2 separate regions of the Homo sapiens genome follow, and region 1 is linked to region 2. Evidence: read pairs that join two places in POLR2A ChIA-PET (ENCODE). Cell type or tissue: OCI-LY7. All regions are shown on one strand. Region 1 overlaps ACOXL (acyl-CoA oxidase like). Region 2 overlaps BCL2L11 (BCL2 like 11).

Region 1 (2,500 bases), 72 kb after region 2:
TGGGAAAAATGTGCATTTTTGAAATATATATTGTATGGTTGGGTGTTATTTTTCATCCAATCTGAGAGCCTTCCACTTTTAATAGAAGGTTTGTCTCACTTATGTAATAAATCTTAATCCTGATATTGAATGTTATGTTTTGTGTACTTTCAAAATGTAACACATTAATCAATTATCAATAGGCTGTTATTAGCTGCCCTTTCCATCAGGCAAGGTTTTCAGGAACACACCAAGTTGCCTTGTTCCCATCCCAATTCCAGTTTTTTACTATTATTATTATTTTATAGAGACAGAGTCTTGCTGTATTGCCCAGGCTAGAGTACAGTGGTTCAATCATACCTTAATGTAACCTCAAATTTCTAGGTTCAGGTGATTCCCCAGCCTCAACCTCCTGAATAACTGGAACTACAGGCATGTACCACCTTGCCTGGCTAATTTACTTTTTAGAATTTTTTGTAGAGATCTATGTTGCCCAGGCTGGTCTTGAACTCCTGGCCTCAAGTGATCCTTCTTCCTCAGCCTCCCAAAGTGCTGGGATTATAGGCATGAGACACTGCCCTGGCTCATCCTGTCATTTTTACAGTTCTAGAAGAGATAAAGGTGGAAAGATTTTCCCAAAGATGAAAACATTCCATCAGGAGACCCAAGAAGAGGAAGTGATTGGTTGACTGGGGCCTTCATGGTGGCCATTTTTCTGACATTTCATCCAGAACTAATTCCCTCCCTCCTTTTTTTATCCTTCCCTTCCTTGCTTCTTGTGTACTGGGCATTTTCCTGGGTTCTGGGAGAGGAAGGGAGCAGATCAAACCAGTATTTTTCTTTTTCCCCATCTCAAAGTTTTTATCTATGGTGCTTTGTGGGTTTCTTTTTTTCCAATAGACTTTTGAACATTGTGAAATTAGCCAAAAAGAAAGCAGCTAAAATTTAGTAAGGGCAAGAGGAAGAGTTAAGCAGGTGCAGAGAGCAGAAATCTTCAAGTCTCTTAACGTTTCCAGTTTTTAATCAGGGTGCAAATGTGGTTGGTTGACGGCAGGGAGCTGCTTCAGTGTGACTGCTAGGCTTTGCTGCCTTCGTCAATCCATCCAGCGTGACTTCCCATATAACTTTAGTGTTTACATCCCCCTCACTGTGTGCTGAAAAGTCTGGGATCCCCCTAGACACCTGGTAATTCTGTTAATGTCTGCTAGTCTGGATCCATATCTCAGAAGCTCCCTGATGGAATTTCTCCGTGCTCTTGGCAAGTCACAAAAGAGATGTCTCCTGGGAACTTTAGCATCTTGATCTCTATTTAAATGGTGAAATGATAAGTCTTGGCCAGGCCCTGTTCTCTCCTCCCACTAACTTTAGTCTCCGAGAGCCAAATTTTGCTCTCAGTTTCCTATATATGACTTCTACCAAATCCTTCTAATTTTCTTTTGTCTCTAGTGATTTCCTCTCCTGCTGTCCTGTCTTCTAAAGCAGTCTGAAATGAAATCTGCCCCCAGAGCTGTGCACAGAGGAAATGGAGAACAGATCATTCAAGAAGGAACACCCCACCCGCAAGCCGTGCTAGACTCGCATGGGTAGGCATCCCCAAAGCGTTGCACCCTCCACGCCTGGGCGGCTCGCTGCTTTTCTGAACACCAGGATTTGTACTTCCTAGCTGGTTCTCCATTTAGATACTTATTTAGATGCTTGACAATGAAGTATCAAGGAGCAGAGCAGGTGTAATGTCCTCATATACTGCTGCCATCTGTGCGCTCATATGCTCCTCTTAGGCAGTCGGGCACATGTAGAGCTTGCTTCTGATGGCATTTGGATTGGAAAGACATTGGCCCATTTCTCCTTATAGCAGAACTTTGTGGAGGAGCTAGGCGAAGTGTAAATGCACAGACAGCAGAGCAGATCTGTTTGTGGCAAGAGAGGGAACCCCTCTGCCTTCCCCCTCCTAATCCCCTACCACCCCTCTCCCTCTCTACTCCTGGCCCCTGGCCTGGACACCATGCTTTCAGAATAATTCTAGAGCAACTATTAGCTGTTGATGGCTTCTGCTGCATTCCCTCCCAGAGACACCTAACTTTGACATTAACTACTGGAAGGCCCGTAAAGTCTTCCGAGCCAAGGAAGGAATATTGAATGCTATAATTTCAAGACAGCTATAGGTCAGCTGGGGAAATGTGCACAGCAAGAATGGAAGTTTCTGGATACCCCTCCCCTGGGAAGGCAGCTGTCTGGGGCCCCTATTTTGGCAGTCAGCTCTCAAGGCATGCATCAGTGCACCTGAAACACTCTATAAATGGAAAAGTCAGAACACAACGTGTCACATCGACACCACCAGCATGCACAGTGGAACCCACACAGTTGGTTAAATTTAAATTCCTGCAGAGACATGGGGACTTAGCTCAAATATCACCTCCTCAGGGGAGTCTTCCCTAAACCCAGGTTGAGTTGAGTGCCCAACTGAGTGCTCCACTAGCTTCCCAAATTCCTTTGCTCTCGGCACTTAGCCCACTCCAAGGTG
Region 2 (2,500 bases):
ATGCCCGCCCGCCCCCCATCCCCCCCACCCCCGCCCCCATCCCCCGCCAAAAAAAAAATCTCCTGGCCTAGATGGTTTCACTACAGAATTCTACATTGAGAAAAGAATCAATACCAATTTTACACAATATCGTCCTGAAAATAAAAGAGGGAACCCTTCCTAATTAAGGTTCTGATATAAAAACCAGTCTTAAAAGAAGACGACAGACCCCTCTCAAGAACTTAGGCGCAAATACTCTCAACAAAATATCGACAAATTCAATCCAGCAGTGCACAAAAAGAATTACAGACCCTACCCACGCAGGATTTGTCTCAGACATCCAAGAGAGACTTAACATTGCAAATCAATGGAACGTACCATATCAACAGGTTAATATAAATTAACATCATGGGATCATATCAACTGGTACAGAAACATTTTATAAAATCTAACATCCATCCATTTACGACAAAAACTCTCAGCATTCTGGGAATACAGGTTAAAACTTCCTCATTCTTTTAAAGACGACCCATATAAAACCTACACTTAGCATCATATTTAATGATTAAAAACAGAAAGCTTTCCCCCTAAGATTGGGGACTAGGTATGGATGTTTGCTCTCACCACTCCTAGTCAACATAAACACTAGAAATTCTAGCTGGTGCAACTGGGCAAGAAAAAGAAATGTACACAGATCAGAAAGAAGACATAAAACTGTCCCTATTTGCAGATCACATAACTATATAGACCTCCCAGGAAATCTATGAAAAACTCTTAGAATTAAGGAGTTCAGCAAACTGCACAACAGAAGACCAACACACAAAAATCAATTGTATTTCTATATACTACAAGTGAACACATAGATGCTAAAAGTAGGGCCAGGTGTGGTGGCTCACGCCTGTAATCCCAACACTTTGGGAGGCCAAGGCGGGCAGATCACCTGAGGTCAGGAGTTCGAGACCAGCCTGGCCAACATGGTGAAACCCATCTCTAATAAAAATACAAAAATTAGCTGGGTGTGGTGGTACGTGCCTGTAATCCCAGCTACTTGGGAGGCTGAGGCAGGAGAACCGCTTGAACTTGGGAGTTGGAGGTTGCAGTGAGCCAAGATCGCACCAGTGCACTCCAGCCTGGGTGACAGAGTGAGACTGTCACAAAAAAAAAAAAAAAGAGAAGTAAAAGTACAATAAATACTTCTTTTAATCCTCCCTGAGTTCCAGCTGTGCCAGGGCCTTGCCAGAACATGCAAACACAGTGTCCTTCAACAGGTGAATAGCTAAGCAAACTGTGGTGCATCATCTATGGAATACTATTCAGCAATAAAAAAACAAGGCACTATTGTTACACAACATCTCCGATTAATTTCAAGGGAATTATGCTAAGTGAAAAAAGCCAATCTCAAAAGGTCACATACAGTATGATTACACTTATACAGCATCCTTGAAATGACAAAAGTACAGATATGTAGATCAGATGAGTGGTTATCATGGGTAAGGAAGAGACAGAAAGGTGGCTGTGGCTATAAAAAGGTACCATGAGAAATCCTTGTGGTGGAGTTGTTCTGCATCTTGACTGTGGTGGCGGCCATACAAATCTACACATTTGATAAACCTGAATAGAAGTAAACACTCACAGACACATGAAATGGACTGCATGTGAAACTGATGAAATCTCAATACAGTAGATGGATTCTGTTAATGTCAACTGCTGGTTGTGACAGTATACTATAATTAGGCAAGATGTTACCATCGTAGGAAACTGGGTGAATGGCATATACAATTTCTTTGTATTATTTCCTATAAATGCATGTGAATCTGTAATTATCTGAAAAAAAATTTTTTTAAGATGTAAATTTAAAATTGGGTAACTAACAATTAATAAATGTGTTTGGAACTAGTAAAGAAAAATATCTTTCTCTTCTAGCACTTTCTCTCCCCACTTAGGACCTAAAAAGTTTCCTTATTTCTCTTGGTGTCAAACAAGTAACTTTGGGGTTTCAGAGACAGAGCTGGGACTCCCTCGAAGACACCTCTATTGGGAGGCTCCAGGCAGCCTGAAGGTGCTGAGAAAGCATGTGCTCTACCATCTACTTTTTGAAGTCCGAATATACCATGGAATTTAAAGAGGTAAAACAAAACTGTATTTGCCTGAAGAATGCCGCTGTTTACAATGCTCATTTAATGTTTAAAATGCTTACAAGATTCTGCTAATCACTTCCATTCTCCTAAGTCAACCAAACAACCCAAGGAGTAAGCTTCATGGAAGTGATGTGCCCTGAGTGGGAAGAGTCAAGCCTGGCTTGCTAGAGCAGCACTGCACACTCCAGCTCCTCTGTGAGGCCAGCCTGTTTAGATGAAACAGAACACCAGCCACAAATCTAATTGTGCATTTTTCTAGTAGCCATGTTTAAAAAGGTAGAAAGAAACAGAGAAAGTCAATATTAAAATACATTTTATTTAATCACCAATGACCATATGACAAAATGCTCAAGGAAGAGGGAGAGAGGTGGCTGTGGCTATAA

Evidence for each region. Peaks named below come from ENCODE experiments on the same cell type or tissue, not always from the same donor. Only the 100,000 strongest peaks of a DNase experiment are listed, where the experiment ranks them.
Region 1: POLR2A ChIA-PET joins it to region 2 with 8 read pairs; 5 of 35 experiments call an interaction of 5 or more read pairs at or near these places.

What each region holds. Positions count from the first base shown.
Region 1 is chr2:111,057,023-111,059,522 of GRCh38, reverse strand. The region is part of intron 16 of ACOXL (acyl-CoA oxidase like); the gene reads right to left. Among named protein-coding and RNA genes, the nearest start is that of ACOXL-AS1, 57 kb to the left of the region's middle. RefSeq lists an enhancer at 2,029-2,228. In OCI-LY7, no CTCF peak of the experiment used is centred here; DNase peaks (open chromatin) are centred at 1,012, 1,552 and 2,282; H3K4me3 peaks cover 1,813 bases; H3K27ac peaks cover 2,171 bases.
Region 2 is chr2:111,128,759-111,131,258 of GRCh38, reverse strand. The region is part of intron 2 of BCL2L11 (BCL2 like 11); the gene reads right to left. Among named protein-coding and RNA genes, the nearest start is that of BCL2L11, 9.1 kb to the right of the region's middle. In OCI-LY7, no CTCF peak of the experiment used is centred here; a DNase peak (open chromatin) is centred at 1,208.